Regions from separate parts of the Mus musculus genome. Here regions 2 and 3 are each linked to region 1. A link is a loop called in an ENCODE intact Hi-C map of the cell type or tissue named here. Cell type or tissue: left cerebral cortex. All regions are shown on one strand. Each heading gives the region's core, and the rest is flanking DNA. Links, peaks and the distances in the headings are about the cores only.

Region 1 (5,836 bases), core at 398-5,397:
AGTCTATCAATGCTTCTTGTTTACTTTTTTTCTCTTTCATTATTTCCTGATTCTACAACCACAAAATAGTCTTTGGATCCTCTTCTGCTCCTATTAAAATAATGCTACTCTGCTCTAAATTATAATTCTTCTTATGTCTTCCTTACGATATCCCAAATTCCTTAAAGCAGACAGGTAATGGATCCTGCCTCTGATTTCAATGTCATCAAAATTAAATGAGTAATGGAAAGTTTTTACATTAGTGATAAAAGCATTCATAGACAAAAGCCTTTAAAAGAACATACAAGAGTAAGTCTCTTAAATAAACATTTTTATTCAAATGTTTCTCTTCCTGTTGATGAAATAAGGCAATTTGTAAGAAATAACTAGGAATTATTCAATAGAGACAATAGTGAATCAAGACTGTCATCTAGAATTTCTAGATCCTGCTTTTTAGTCACTTAGGCTTTTTCTGGCTGCTTTCTCTGTATTTACTAGAGTGGCAAGAAGAATAAGCTCTTTTGTGAATATTTCATATTTTAGCATCATTCAAAACTGTCTTCCCCTAAAAAAACATTCGTTTGAATATCATCCCTAGCCCTTACAACTTCACAATCAGTAACGATTTTCCTGATTCATAGAACAGGAAAACACTATATGCCATGTAATGCATATTCAATTTAATCTAAAAAGCAAAACTCTATTTGACAGATTTCTTTGGGTTATGAAACTATAGCCACTGGTCACTACATAATTCCAACTGATTAAAAATATAGACGATGGGGCTGGAGAGATGTCTCAGTGGTTAAAAGCACTGACTGCTCTTCCAAAGGTCCTGGGTTCAATTCCCAGCAACCACATGGTGGCTCACAATCATGTACAATGTGATCTGACGTGCTCTTCTGATGTGTCTGAAGACAGCTAGAGTGTACTCATACACATAAATCTTTAAAAAATATAGATATTTCAATATATATTCTCCAGAGTAAAACATATCCTGAGGAATAGTTTATAAGAGTCTTCACCAGTTTAAAAAAATCCAAAGTCTGATAGGCAAGAGGCAGTGAAATACTAAAAGGGCAATATTAAAGCTGACAATGGTGGTGTAGACCTTCAATCCCTGCAGAGGGGCAGAGGGGCAGAGGGGCAGAGGGGCAGAGGGGCAGAGGGGCAGAGGGGCAGAGGGTCTCTGAGAGTTTGAGGCCAGCCTGTTCTACAAAGATAGTTCCAAGATAGCCAGAACTACACAAACTCTGCCTCAAAACAACAACTAAACAACAACAGGGGGCAAAATTAATTAAGAAAAGATTCCCATGGAACACAAAAAGTTTAAATCCAGAGAATAATTTATTAACCAGTAGAGTAGGCTGTTAGTCATACAATACGCATGCTCTTCTCGAATCTCCTGCTCCAGTTATCCAACTTTTCCCTTCATGATTAACTTTTCCTAGTCTGTTACTCTACCTCTCATCTCCAGACTTACACTGGAACCTACTAGAAGAGAAACCTCGCTTCTAGTTACCAGCAGACCATGCCCTGTCAACGTTAACTTCTAGATATAGCATGAGGAATCCTTTTCTATCAATAGCTCCCTGTTCATTTAAAAATTTATAAACAATACAAAGAAGAAAGAGCTTAGAGCTGTAATTAAGAGCCAAGACTTCTTACTGTTGAATTTCTTCTAAGTACTTTTAAGCCAACAGAAATAATGCTGGAGAAATTTCATGTGTCAATGCATAGCCAAGAAATTTCAGGCTTTTCAGGGGAAGGCTATCCTTTACAAAACAAAAATTAAGTAACCAAAGGAGAGTGAACACACCCAAACGTAGCCTCCCTGCGGCGATCATTCTCTACCAGGTGCTTCTTCTAGGGGTATTATTGCACTTGGAACCTGAGGGGATCCAGCCTTTGAACCCTAGCCTGAATGTTTTCAGTTCTTCAAAGTTAGATGACATAATAAACAAGGCTGTCTTTCCCTCTCTAGCGGTCACGTCATCCACCTGTTGCATCACCTGGAAAGTGGCCTTCGGATTCTAGGATCACCTCTGTGATCGCTAAATAATTCAATGGCGCTATTTTCTACATAAATTTTCGCTTCTTTCATTTTTATGAGGATGCCTTGGAGGTGAGGGTGTATTGGCTCCGGTTCACCTCTGGGGAGACGCTAGCATCCGCATCGAAGCTGTGACTTTCTAGACTTGAAGGGCTTGAGAGTTGTCGGAAGCCTCGAGCATTTGGAGACAGACAAGGGCCAGCAGGAGCAGGGCAGAGGGGAGCTGAGCAGCTTAGAGGCCAGGTGGCAGTTGGGAGGGAGGTCGCCCTGCGACCGAAGCTTCGCGGATAGGACACGGCTCATCCGCCCAGGGGTCGGGCCCACAGCCAGGGGAGCTGAGGGCTGGGACGAGGCTCGAGCCCAAGCCCTCTTTCGGACTGACTGGGACACCTCCAGGAGGCGCGCGGGCCAGTCTCGGGATTAGAAGACAGCGCGACTGTCCCCTCCCCCCACCCCTGAGAACTAAGCTGGAGGCGGAGGCGCGAGGCAGGAAGCACCGGGCCGGGGTCCCGACCCCTGACAGGGCCGGCCAGCGCGGGCCGCCAGGGGACGCACTCACCATGTCGTAGACGTTGAGCACCACTAACTGGTTAGCCCCCATCCTTCTCCCCACGGCCGCCGCCTCGTCCTCCAGCCGCTCGGTCTCCGCGGGGCGGAGGCCGCTGCCACCCCCGCGGGCGCCTCAGGCAGGGCTCGAGCCGGGCACTAAGCGTCCAGCCCGGCCCACCGCAGCCGGGGCGGAAGCATCCGGCAGCCGGGACCGCTCCCGGGAGACGCTGTCAGAAACCTGTACGAGGACCCGGCCAGACAGGTGGAGAGGCAGCTCCAGCTCAGGCGCCTCCCCTCGGCCGCAGACACGTGGGGGAAGGCGGGGCCTGGGCGAGGGGCGGGCTTTAGGCACCCTGGAGGCGGGGCCGGCCAGGATCCAGGGATGAGCCCGCCTGCGCGTTGAGGCTCTCAGGCTCTGCAGCTGGAGACCTAAAATGGCGACAGGCCGGATGCCTCTTCACCCTGGTGGCTCGAGGTCGCAGAAAGACTACCGTTCCCAGAAAGCAGAGGGAGAACCCGCGATTCCTATTGGGCGTGTAAGCAGTCTGACTACATATCCCAGCATTCACCAGGATATTGTAGGCACTCACGTCTCCCTGGGAGACTACAGTTCCCAGAAAGTCCTGCGAAGAGTTTGTCAGGGGAACCTTCGCTGTTCGTCCTTGGCGAGCAGAGACTCCATTTGCCTTTTAGTTTTCAGTGCTGTTTCTGGTGTTTGTAGCGTGAGATGTGAATCCAACGCAATGTGAAGAAGTGATGACTAAGTTTTCCAAAGCCCTTCTGCTTTTTTTTTAATTTTTGAAAATATAGAAGTGAGGCAATAAAGGGAGGAAGGTTACCCTTGTAAAAGTAGGATGTAAGAAAGTCTCCTTTAACCCTCAAAACGGAATTCACATTTCGTGAATGACAGAAAGCTAGTCAAATATAAGAGAGCCAAGAATTCCAATTAGAGGAGACAAAAGTACATAGACATAAGACATGTTTTTTGTACTTAAGGAACAAAATAAAAGTTCTCTGTGGCTAGAATATAATGAGCAAAGAGGTGATCTGTGGACAGGCAGTTAACTGGTCAGAAGACATCCTGAGTTTTCAGTTAGCTGAGATTGAATATCTATTTTACATTTTAGATTTATCAATTGTGTGTGTGTTTGTGTGTCTCTGTGTGTGAAAGAGTGAAAGAGACTGAGAAAGACAGAAGACAGAGACAAAGACAGCAAGGGGTGCAGGTGACCAAAGAGGACAGAGGGCAGGGATGCTCTGCAACCGAAGTTATAGGCTGCTGTAAGTTGCTTGACCTGAGTGTTGGGAACCAAACTGAGATCCTCTGCAGAGCAACAAGTACTTTTAGTGGGCAAGCCATCTCTCCAAACTCTGAGGTTGGATTTTAAATGAAGAGTTGGTAGGGTTTGAGCCAAGGAACGACATGAATATGTACATAAGTCTCTTAAAAGATTGCTTGAGAGCTAGAGAGAAAGCTCAATGCTTAAGAGTACTGGCTGCTCTTCCAGAGGTCCTGAGTTCAATTTCCAGCAAACACATGGTGGCTTACAACCATCTATATTTGGGATCAGATGCCCTCCTCTGATATGTCTGAAGACAGATATGATGTACTCAGATAAATAAATAACTTTAAAAAATTAAAAATTGCTTGAGTTTCTGTGTGAAATTTTAATGAGGCAAGGGAAATAGAAACATGACCATTAACGTGGTAAATTGTAAAAGTGGCTTCTCAAATTATATATGACCTTTGATGCCTCTCTCTACTGTCTTTAGCAAGCTTTGGCTTGATTTGGTCAATGGGTTATTAACAGATATAATGCAAGAGATTTAAAAGGCACTTTGGATTTGTGGCTTGGTTTCTTCCTCATCTTGGGAGTCTAGTGACCAGCCTTATATTAAAAAGTGTGGACATTAAATTTGTTGGGGGAGTTAGGGGTAGTCTCAAAAATAGGTCCTGGATGTTTGACAAATTTGGGTAGATAGTATGTTATTCATAATATATCAAACATTTGAGGGAGAAGCAGGTTAGAAAGGGAAATGAAATTACTGTTAGGTCATGTTATATTTTCAGTGCCTTTTAGAGTCTCATGAGATGTTGAGTAGGCATTTGCATAAATGAAATGGAGTCACAACCATTAATCTGACTAAAATAAACATTTCAGTAGAACTTAAAGCCTAGAGACTTGTTGGGCAGTCTTTCTGTTGCTGTGATAACACCTGCTCTGACAGAAAGCAGCTTAGGGCAGAACAGGTTTAGGGGTCACAGTCTATCACAGAAGGAAGTCAGGACAGGGCAGGAACTTAAAGCAAGCACCTTGGAGGAGCAGTGCCTGCTGGCTCAATCACTGGTTTATGCTTGGCTAGCTTTTTTAAGAAACTCAAGACAACCTCTCCAGGGGATGTAACACCCAGGGTATACTGGGCCCTCTTATATCAATTAGTTAAGACAATACCCACAGGCTAATTTGATAAAGGTAATCCGTTAATTGGAACTTCTTTTGCAGATGACTATAGGCTATGTGAAATTAAGGGTTGAAGCACTAGGAAATATTGAAAAAATGCAGCTGGAAAGAAATATTAAAAGGGGGAGGAGGTGGGAGGTCAGGCTAAAGAAGGCAATATGGGGAGGACAACTAACATGAATAGCCTTTGGAAAAACCATATGGAAATGTACTATTGTAAAAGCATCATAACATTATTTAACATTACTCTAACATTACACTATTGCCAAGTCTATTGGTTACTATTTTTGTTTTGTTTTGTTTTGTTTTTTGAGACAGGGTTTCTCTGTATAGCCCTGGCTGTCCTGGAACTCACTTTGGAGACCAGGCTGGCCTTGAACTCAGAAATCTGCCTGCCTCTGCCTCCCAAGTGCTGGGATTAAAGGCGTATGCCACCACCACCTGGCTTGGTTACTTTTTTTAAAAGATTTATTTTTTATGTATGTGAGTACACTGTAGCTGTACAGATGGTTGTGATCTTTCATGTGGTTGTTGGGAATTGAGTTTTAGGACCTCTGCTCACTTGTGTCAGCCCTGCTAGCTCAGGCTCTGCTTCCTTCTACCCAAAGATTTATTTATTACTATACATAAGTACACTGCAGCTGACTTCAGATGCACCAGAAGAGAGCATCAGATATCATTACAGGTGTTTGTGAGCCACCTTGTGGTTGCAATGTGGTTACTGGGATTTGAACTCAGGACCTTTGGTCAGTGCTCATATCCGCTGAGCCATCTCGCCAGCCCTATTTTCCAT
Region 2 (5,341 bases), core at 342-5,341, 200 kb after region 1:
GTGTGAAAGAGTATTTCAAGGAACTAACTCCTAAGACTGTGGAGACCAGCAAATCCGGGACCTAGGGCAGCAACACGGACTGCTACCATGGCCCAGACAAATTGACAATTAAAATTAACCACCACAGAAAACCAGTTTAGGAAATATGATTTTGTTTTATGTTTTAGTTCCTATTCATTTGAATTACAGAGCGCACCGAGGAAATTGAAGTTCAGAGAAGTTCGAGAGCTGGACAGACTGAGAAACATGTTCCTTTCCTTTGTTCAGTGCAACAGATGGAATCCAGGGCCTTGGCGCTAAGTTGGTGGTTCTCAACCTGTGGGTCATGAATCCCACCAGTCACATCTTAATTATCCTGTATATCAGATATTTACATCAATATCCATATTAGCAGAAGTATAGCTATGAAGTAGCAATGAAATAATTTTTTGTTTGGTGTCACCACATCATGAGGAACTGTATTAAAGGGTTGCAGCACTAGGAAGGTTGAGAACCACTGTAATCCACGCCCCAGCCTTATAGGGAGAAAACATGCTGGATGAGAGTACAGTTTGAGTACATCTGTGCCCTACCACTACATTCTGGGCAGGTTTTTCTTCTTTCTCCTTCCTCACCCTTTGAGTTCCTTTCTTTTGTTACTTGCTTTAATTTGACATAACATGTATCATCTGTCTTCCTTTCTCCTTAAAATGGCTGGTAAACAAAAAAACCCTTAAAAATGTTGGCTCTTAAAAATATTAGGTCTTCTCTCTCACTCCTTTGTTCTCTCACCTCTCACTTCTCTCACTCCTCACACTGCTTTCCTTTTTCTTCTCTCCTCTCTCCTTCCTCTTTGTCCTCTCCTCTCCTCCCTCTTACTCTTTTCTCTAGCCTCCCTCCCCCTTTCTACCTTCTCTCTTTCTCCCTGCATTTCTATAATAAAGTTCTTAAACCATTAAAACAAACAAACAAACAAACAAAAAAAATAGCTCTTGCCTGGCAGTGGTGGTGCATGCCTTTGATCCTAGCACTTGGGAGGCAGAGGCAGGTGGATTTCTGAATTCCAGACCAGCCTGGTCTACAGAGTGAGTTCCAGGAGAACCAGGGATACATAGAGAAACCCTGTCTCAGAAAACCAAAAAAAAAAAAAAAAAAGGTTTTAGGGCTGGTGAGATGACTCAACAGGTAAGAGCACTGACTGTTCTTCTGAAGGTCCTGAGTTCTGAAGGTCCATAACCACCTTTAATGAGATTTGATGCCTTCTTCTGGTATGTCAGAAGTCAGTTATAATATACTTATATATAATAATAAATCCTTTTTAAAAAATTAAAAAAATATGTTAGCTCTTGATAGGAAGACCCATATCCTATTTCTATCAACTATTTCCCTCCTCAAATTATTAGATATTACATTTAAATTTTCACTTTTAAATTTCAAATTCAAGTTTTCATTTCGAGCATATATCTCGAAGTGTAGGCAGAAGGCATGCTCCAAGTGCCTGAGTCTTCAAACTCTTCAAGCATACCTCCTATATCTTGCCACAGAACATCACCAACTGGGGACACTAAGTATTCAAAGGACCAAAACAGGGGGTGTCATTTCACTCAAATCACCACACATATGATGCTATCAAGATCTTCAGACAACATATAGAGCTTGGTGTTTGTATTGAGTCTTCTGTCTTGCTTAACCTGATCTGTGTTGTAGGGCAAGCGGAACCGTATCACCAGACAAAAACTGGGAAGGTTGAGAGGATTCACAAACCCCAGTACTTCTCCTATCTGAGAACCACAGGTGTTCTCATGTACTGCACCTGGTTCCTGTCCTGGTGCCCATGACTATGACACCCCACAGGAACAGCACAGAACAGAGTTCGCCATGCTAACGAGGTATCTAGATGGGTTGGCCCCAAGGGTTTAGCCAATAAGCTTCCCTCCTCAGACATTCCTTTCTGCAAAAGGAACTTAATCTTTGCTCCACCTTCAGTACCCTGGCCTGAGTGTTTGCAGTTCTTCAAAGTTAGATGACTTAATAAACAAGGCTGTCCTTCCCTCTCTAGCGGTCACGCCATCCACCTGTTGCATCACCTGGAAAGTGGTCTTCGGATTCTAGGATCACCTCTGTGATCGCTAAATAATTCAACGGCGCTATTTTCTTCATAAATTTTCGCTTCATTCATTTTTATGAGGATGCCTTGGAGGTGAGGGTGTATTGGCTCCGGTTCACCTCTGGGGAGACGCTAGCATCCGCATCGAAGCTGTGACTTTCTAGACTTGAAGGGCTTGAGAGTTGTCGGAAGCCTCGAGCATTTGGAGACAGACAAGGGCCAGCAGGAGCAGGGCAGAGGGGAGCTGAGCAGCTTAGAGGCCAGGTGGCAGTTGGGAGGGAGGTCGCCCTGCGACCGAAGCTTCGCGGATAGGACACGGCTCATCCGCCCAGGGGTCGGGCCCACAGCCAGGGGAGCTGAGGGCTGGGACGAGGCTCGAGCCCAAGCCCTCTTTCGGACTGACTGGGACACCTCCAGGAGGCGCGCGGGCCAGTCTCGGGATTAGAAGACAGCGCGACTGTCCCCTCCCCCCACCCCTGAGAACTAAGCTGGAGGCGGAGGCGCGAGGCAGGAAGCACCGGGCCGGGGTCCCGACCCCTGACAGGGCCGGCCGGCGCGGGCCGCCAGGTGCCTCACTCACCACGTCGTAGACGTTGAGCACCACTAACTGGTTAGCCCCCATCCTTCTCCCCACGGCCGCCGCCTCGTTCTCCAGCCGCTCGGTCTCCGCGGGGCGGAGACGCTGCCACCCCCGCGGGCGCCTCAGGCAGGGCTCGAGCCGGGCACTAAGCGTCCAGCCCGGCCCACCGCAGCCGGGGCGGAAGCATCCGGCAGCCGGGACCGCTCCCGGGAGACGCTGTCAGGAACCTGTATGAGGACCCGGCTAGACAGGTGGAGAGGCAGCTCCAGCTCAGGCGCCTCCCCTCGGCCGCAGACACGTGGGGGAAGGCGGGGCCTGGGCGAGGGGCGGGCTTTAGGCACCCTGGAGGCGGGGCCGGGCAGGATCCAGGGATGAGCCCGCCTGCGTCTTGAGGTTCTCAGGCTCTGCAGCTGGAGACCTAAAATGGCGACAGGCCGGATGCCTCTTCACCCTGGTGGCTCGAGGTCGCAGAAAGACTACCGTTCCCAGAAAGGAGAGCGGAAACCCGCGATTCCTATTGGGCGTGTAAGCAGTCTGACTACATGTCCCAGCATGCACCAGGATATTGTAGGCACTCACGTCTCCCTGGGAGACTACAGTTCCCAGGATGTCATGCAGGGGATGTCAACCTCCCTCTAGGTTGTGGATTTTGCCTTTATAAGCCTGTTGGAAAATAGGGTCAGGGTCAAACTCCTCTACCACTGCGTAGTGTATGAGTCTCAGCCTCAGCATGCTGGCTTGTGTGCCATTAAAAGACAAAAGTACATAGAGTTTGTCCAGGGAACCTTCGCTGTTAGTCCTTGGTTAGCAGAGACTCCATTTGCCTTTTAGTTTTCAGTGCTGTTTTTGGAGTTTGTAGCGTGAGATGTGAATACAACGTAATGTGAAGAAGTGATGACTAAGTTTTCCAAAGCCCTTCTGCTTTTTTTCTTTTTTAATTTTTGAAAATAAAGAAGTGAGGCAATAAATGGAGGAAGGTTACCCTTGTAAAAGTGGGATGTAAGAAAGTCTCAGTTAACCCTCAAAACAGAATTCACATTTAGTGAGAGTATCCTGCGCTGGTTGGAAGAGTGTAGCAACTCATAGATTAGCTCAGTCCTAGGACACAGTGTTTGCGCACCCATTCAACAAATATATTTTGTGTTCCTAGTGTATGCCATGTAATATGGTAGACCTGGGAATTCAGCAACTGAACAGACACGGGAGACAAACAAAATTCCAGCAATGAGTATTTTGTAGAAAAATTGAGATAATTTAGAGTTATCTTAGGATGTGTGGGCAATGACTAGTTTTAAGCTAGAATCTGAATGACAGAAAGCTAGTCAAAAATAAGAAAGCCAAGAATTCCAATTAGAGGAGACATAAGTACATAGACATAAGACATGTTTTCTGTATTTAAGGAACAAAATAAAAGTTCTCTGTGGCTAGAACATAATGAGCAAAGAGGTGATCTGTGGACAGACAGTTAACTGGTCAGAAGACATCCTGAGTTTTCAGTTAACTAAGATTGAATATCTATTTTACATTTTAGATTTATCAATTGTGTGTGTGTTTGTGTGTCTCTGTGTGTGAAAGAGTGGAAGAGAGAGTCAGAGAGAGAAAGACAGAGACAGAGACAAAGACATCGAGGGGTGCAGGTGACCAAAGAGGACAGAGGGCAGGAATGCTCTGCAACCGAAGTTATAGGCTGCTGTAAGTTGCTTGACCTGAGTGTTGGGAACCAAACTGAGATCCTCTGCAGAGCAACAAGTGCTTTTAGTGGGCAAGCCATCTCTCCAAACTCTGAGGTTGGATTTTAAATGAAGAGTTGGTAGGGTTTGAGCCAAGGAACGACATGAATATGTACATAAGTCTCTTAAAAGATTGCTTGAGAGCTGGAGAGATGGCTCAGTGGTTAAGAGCACTGGCTGCTCTTCCAGAGGTCCTGAGTTCAAGTCCCAGCAACCACATGGTGGGTAACAACCATCTATATTTGGGATCAGATGCCCTCTTCTGGTATGTCTGAAGACAGCTACAATGTACTCAGATAAATAAAGTAAATAACTCTTTAAAAAAATAAAAATTGCTTGAGTTTCTTTCTGTTGGGTACACTCTCAAAAATAGGTCCTAGATTTTTCACACATTTGGGTAGATAGTATGCTATTCATAATATATCAAACATTTGAGGAAGAAACAGGTTAGAAAGGGAAATGAAATTACTGTTAGGTCATGTTATATTTTCAGTGCCTTTTAGAGGCTCATGAGATGTTGAGTAGGCATTTGCATAAATGAAATGGAGTCACAACCATTAATCTGACTAAAATAATCGTTTCAGTAGAACTTAAAGCCCAGAGACTTGTTGGGCAGTTTTTCTGTTGCTGTGATAACACATGCTCTGACAGAAAGCAGCTTAGGGTAGAACAGGTTTAGGGGGTCACAGTCTATCACTGAAGGAAGTCAGGACAGGGAACGAACTTAAAGCAAGCACCTTGGAAGAGCAGTGCCTGCTGGCTCAGTCACTGGCTTATGCTTGCTAGCTTTTTTACAAAACTCAAGAGAACCTGTCCAGGCAATGTGACACCCAGGGTAGACTGGGCCCTCTTATATCAATTATTTAAGATAATACCCACAAGCTAATTTGGTCAAGGTAATCCATTAACTGGGAATTCTTTTGCAGGTGACTATAGGCTATGTGA
Region 3 (5,341 bases), core at 342-5,341, 390 kb after region 1:
CTGGTTTTGTGTCAACTTCACACAAGCTGGAGTTATCACAGAGAAAGGAGCTTCAGGTGAGGAAATGCCTCCATGAGATTCAGCTGTAAGGCATTTTCTCAATTAGTGATAAAGGTGGGAGGGCCCCTTGTGAGTGGTACCACCTCTGGGCTGGTAGTCTTGGGTTCTATAAGAGAGCAAGCTGAGCAAGCCAGAGGAAGCAAGCCAGTAAGTAACATCCCTCCATGGCCTCTACATCAGCTCCTGTTTCTTGACCTGCTTGAGTTCCAGTCCTGACTTCCTTTAGTGACCAACAGCAATGTGGAAAGTATAAGTTGAATAAACCCTTTCTTCCCCCAACTTGCTTCTTGATCATGATGTTTGTGCAGGAATAGAAACCCTGACTAAGACAGCCTCCTTGTTCTATTCCATTCTTCATTGCCTAAGCTTGCCTGTCCTGGAACTTGCTCTGTAGACTGACTTTGAACTCAGAGATCTGCATGCCTGTCTCCTAAGCACTGGGATTAATGATATGTTTCACCAAGTCTGGATTTAAGTTTTTCTTCTTCTAGAACTTGTTCTGTTCTAGGCTGGCCTTAAACTCAAAGATTTGCTTCCCTTTGCCTCCTGGGATTAGAGGTTTGTACTAACATGCCTGATCCTAAACTTAATGGGGGGGGGGGGGGGGAGAAGGGCTGGTTGCCCTAAGGTTACTCCTCCCTTAATTCAGTTCAATATCCTTGAACACAGGTTTCAGTTCCACTTCACTTCCTGGAGCCCCTTTAAAATTCAAACCATATATTTTCTATTTTTCATTTCTCATCTTGATATGTTTGTTTAAAATGCTCTTCATGAGACTTAACCAGATAACAAAGTCTATGATGGGAGTTTCTGAGACTTCCTTTATCTGAATGCAATGAATCTGAGATTCTTCACTTTAGCCTCAGGCAGATCCTTCAGACAAAGGCAAAAAGTAGCCACATTCTTGACCAAAATACCACAAAACAGTCTCTAGTCCACATATTGAAATTCTTACTGAAACCTCTTGGGCCAGGTCTGCACAATTCAATTCATTCTCAGTAACAAAATCTTCCATATTCCTACTAGGATGTTCCATTAAGCTCCATTTAAAGCATCCCACTGCTTTCCAAATCCTAAGTCCCAAAATCCACATTCTTCCAAACAAAAGCATGGTCAGGCCTATCACAATAATACCTGACTCCTGGTAGCAACCTCTGTCTTAGTTTGGGTTTTACTGCTGTGAACAGACCACTCCCAGGGCCCAGCATATACAAACCATCACAGAGTAGGTGGGCAGGGGTGTTGATATTCTGTCTAAACTCCACCTCATAGTTCTTGGCAGCAGCCAGGTAGGCTTGGCCCAGTATAAAAGGGGCTGCTTGGCCCCTTCTCTCTCTCTTACCCTTTTGCTCTCTTGCTTCTCTCTTGTCCCTTGTGCCCCTTCTCTCCAATTCCCTCCCCCTCCTCTCTCCACGTGGCTATGACCGGCCACTACGTCTCTACTCTCTCCTTCTCTCTGCCTCTCTCTGCCTCTACTACCCTCTTAAAACCCCCCCCCCCATGCCCTGAATAAACTCTATTCTATACTATAGTGGTGTGTGTCTGGTTCCTCAGGGGGAAGGGATGCCTCCACCTGGGCCCACTGAATAACCCCCTTCCTCCACACCCTGCCAGAACATATTCTTATAGCTCTTTCTCTTTTTTATGGTCACAACAAGGGGAATGTTGATAGGTTTCCTCTTTTGGCCCTCAAATTGGCCTTAGCAAGGACTCCCAAATGAGTAGTCAAGCATGTGGGATGATTAAGAAGTACTCTGGATGGCCAGGCACTATCAGGCTCTAGAGACTTGTGGCAAGAATCCAGAAAAACAAATGACCTCAGTTCTCTATTGCTGACTCCTGTGGTTTCAAGGCAGTTGGCATGGTTTAACCAAAGTGGAGAGACTTTTAAAATGGCTACCAAGGGGGGGGGGGGGAGAAGTCAGGACCAGGAGAACAGAAGTAGTAGATCACCGTTCATGTCCCAACTGGTGATCTTGATTCACTGTGTTACCTGTGCTCAGAGGTCTTAGTATAGCATAGATTCTCCGTACTTAATGATAAGACCAGTACTGGTACAGTAAGTACTCCTATTATAATCACACCTGAAACCCTGCCCACCATAGAATTCAAGCAGAGACTGGTCTGATTAGTATATGAGTAGGAGAACTATGCAATGTAAAACTGGACTTTATAGATGCTCGGTGATCAGGACACTGGGAGACAGCACACAGGATATGATTCTATGCCATATGGATTTGTTTGTAATGGTGAGTATTAAATCCTAGGTCTTACATGTGCTAGCAAGCAATGAGCTACATTCTTTATTATTAGTCTTTTTTCAAAGCAATTATTTCCTTTACCAAAATTTAATGTCACAGTTTGGGTTGCAGTGAGAACATTAGATCAGGGCTGGAGAGGCAGCTCAGTAGTTAGGAGCACGTGCTGCTCTTCCAGAGCATCTGGATTCCCTCTTTAGCACCTGTTGTCTCAGTGGTTCTCAACTTTCCTAATGCTGTGACCCTTTAATACAGTTCCTCAGGTTGTGGTTGCCCCATCCCCCAACTATACAATTACTTCACTGCTATTTTATAACTGTAATTTTGCTATTGTTGTGAATCATAATGTAAATACCTAACAGATATGACATCTGATATGCAGTCCCTGTGAAAGGGTTGATTGACTCCCTAAGGGGGTCTCAACTCATAGGTTGAGAACAGCTGTATTTTCAGATGTCTCACGACCACCTGTTGCTCTGACTCCCAGGGATCTGAGGCCCTCTGCTGGCCTTCAGACAGACAGACAGACACACAACATGGTATGTGACCTCTCACACACAAATAATATAAATAAGTAAATAAATACATAGATAAACCCACATTAGATAGACAATAGGCACACTCTGTAATCAGTTACAATTAAAACACTGAGAAGCACCTAGGCTTACTCAATCTGCAAACTGTCCAAAGTACCATTTTAACGCCCATGAGAGGAACTGATAAGCTATTTAAGAGTTCGAAGGTCTGGGGGGCGAATAACTCAGTGGTACAGTATTCGCATCAAATTACAAGGTTCTGAATTTGATCTCCAACACTTCAACAGAGAAAAAATGGGAGAAGAGAAATTGTTTTGTAGAACGAACGTATTTTACAAAATATTGTAAACTTTAAGGTTGTGGGGATCAAATAACCCAGGTACATTCGGATATGACATAGGCAATTGACTCATCTTTGTGCCCCAGATACTGTAAAAATGGGAAGAGTTAGGATGCTATCTCTAGATTTCATTTTTACTGCTTTTAGTTTGCACTTTTAGTCCCTTTTCAGTTCTAAATTTATTCGGCTCCACTCCAGCCTCCACATATTTTTAAATCCCAGTTTACATTTTGTAAGGGTATTTCATTCTTTAAGATACCCAAGTGTTTAGACACAGAAAACCAAATTGGCTTTTAGAGACCGAAACCAGCCAACCCTGACACTGTGGTGCCATGCCTTGGCCATCTCACAGAGCATTGCATGCTGGGAATTGTAGTTCCACACTCTTTCACCCCCTTCCCTACCGCGAGTTTGAAAGGCCAGAGGCTGGTGGGCGGGCACAGAGGGCGGAACTCTCCGTTAGCCCCGCCCCCTGGCCTCCGCTCTCGCGCGGTTCTCCCCGGAGCAGCGCGCCAAGCCGGGGATGGGGTGTGGCCTCCGCCCTGGGGTGGCGGCAGTTGAGGCCGTGGCGCCTGCGGGCCGCGCAGAGGCTTCGGCCTGCGCCAAGTGTGGTCCCGCCCTGAGCGGGCGGGCGGCGGAGCGCGGGGCGGGGCCTGGAGAGAGGGTGGCGGCCCTCGGGGCGGGGGCGGGGCCGGCCTCTGGCTCCTTCTTCCTCCGCATGTGGCTGGTGGCGGCGCAGCAGTTGGGTTCACGTTCCGTTCTCCTGCCCCGTCTCCTTAAGGCTCTTCTGCCCTGCCGGGAGCCATGTCGATCTCCGAGAGCAGCCCGGCGGCCACCTCCCTGCCCAACGGCGACTGTGGCCGCCCCAGGGCGCGGTCCGGAGGGAACCGGGTGACTGTGGTGCTGGGAGCGCAGTGGGGCGACGAGGGCAAAGGGAAGGTGGTGGATCTACTGGCGCAGGACGCCGACATCGTGTGCCGCTGCCAGGTGAGGGAAGCCGGGCCCTTTCTGGGACGGCCGGCGCGGTGAGGTGTCACCTTGAGGTGCGTCCCTCGGGCTGGGAGCTGCGGGGAACCCCTGCCCTGGAGTCTCCGGTGACGCTCCGGGTGACTCTGGAGGAACCTGGAAGATGCGCGATGTTGGAGCTGCATTTCGGGGTCTGGGGACTGGGCTGGCGGTGCGCCGCGGGCAGAGTTGAGGGAGCTTCCGCCCGAGGCCTGCTCGGGACTCTGGCTAGACCCGGCCAGGCCCACCCGCCGGCGCGGACTAGGAAGGGTCCTTTTCCCCAATTTCCCTGAAATCGAGATTCAGCACTGCATTACCTACAGGCTTAGGCACGCAGAACCTCGCCTCCATCGGTCCACTTTGTTGATAGCAGAATCCGCTACGGGGCGATGAGACTGTTTGGGGCCCTCCGGTGCTTTTGTTTGTTTTTTGTTTTTAACTCGTATTTCATAGACTACTATTAAGGGGAGATCTGTTTTTATTACTCACCGGTCCTTAAGGAATCCCCAGTAAGTTGAAAAGTGAGTGTGAGGCAACTAAATACGGAGATTTCAAGTCGGATAATTTAGAAATGTTTACAATGCTTCGGTAATATAAAAAGTTGACTTTCAGGAAATCCAGTGTTTCCTACCCGGAGACACGTGGGTTTTAGTGTTAGTTTTTTTTTTTTTTTTTTTTTTTTTTCTTATTAGTCATTTGCTTTGAAGCAGCCTAGAGGGTAGGCCTTTGAAAAAGGCTCTCAGAAAACTATCATCCCCGTTTCAGAATTCAAAATAAATGAGCAGTTCCCACATTCAAAACAAGGTGCAGTGTTGGAAGTTAATGGTGGCGTATTTAGATTGTAAGAATTTTTTTCTCCCTGAAGGTACATGGTTTTGTGTGGGGGTGCCTTGTGGTCTAGGCTAATCGTGGAAAGCTTTTTTACCTAAAATTGAAACGTATGAAGAAACCGGCCTGTAAAAGGCCAGGTGCTTTGACTTGGGTCATCTTTTTACTGTGTGTGGAGCCCTATTGCTCCAACTGCCGCTTTACCACCATTCTTCAATTCACAGGGTTCTTTCACAGGTTCTTTCTCTTCCAGCAGCTTGTCTGGCAACATGCATATTTAATGGTGCTCTCACAGGTGTTGGCCTGGAATCTGA

The links. A loop is a pair of places that touch in the nucleus more often than their neighbours do. Peaks named below come from ENCODE experiments on the same cell type or tissue, not always from the same donor. Only the 100,000 strongest peaks of a DNase experiment are listed, where the experiment ranks them.
Region 2: it touches region 1 in a loop (4-fold over the local background); 21 of 42 quality-filtered maps call a loop at or near these places.
Region 3: it touches region 1 in a loop (3-fold over the local background); 8 of 42 quality-filtered maps call a loop at or near these places.

What each region holds. Positions count from the first base shown.
Region 1 is chr1:178,184,713-178,190,548 of GRCm38, reverse strand. It overlaps Desi2 (desumoylating isopeptidase 2), which reads right to left and starts at 3,132. Exons shown (of 5, transcript NM_024282.3): 1 at 2,592-3,132. The coding sequence starts at 2,633. In left cerebral cortex, for the core only: CTCF peaks have their summits at 2,087 and 2,561; DNase peaks (open chromatin) are centred at 1,882, 3,052 and 3,656; H3K4me3 peaks cover 2,365 bases; H3K27ac peaks cover 1,375 bases.
Region 2 is chr1:177,981,030-177,986,370 of GRCm38, reverse strand. It overlaps a transcript of Catspere2 not described here. Among named protein-coding and RNA genes, the nearest start is that of Catspere2, 7.7 kb to the left of the region's middle. In left cerebral cortex, for the core only: a CTCF peak has its summit at 3,283; a DNase peak (open chromatin) is centred at 3,126; H3K4me3 peaks cover 1,294 bases; H3K27ac peaks cover 1,156 bases.
Region 3 is chr1:177,795,052-177,800,392 of GRCm38, reverse strand. Adss (adenylosuccinate synthetase, non muscle) reads left to right here and starts at 3,884. Exons shown (of 13, transcript NM_007422.3): 1 at 3,884-4,181. The coding sequence starts at 3,999. In left cerebral cortex, for the core only: a CTCF peak has its summit at 2,825 (motif pointing left); DNase peaks (open chromatin) are centred at 3,664, 4,298, 4,361 and 5,214; H3K4me3 peaks cover 2,022 bases; H3K27ac peaks cover 1,562 bases.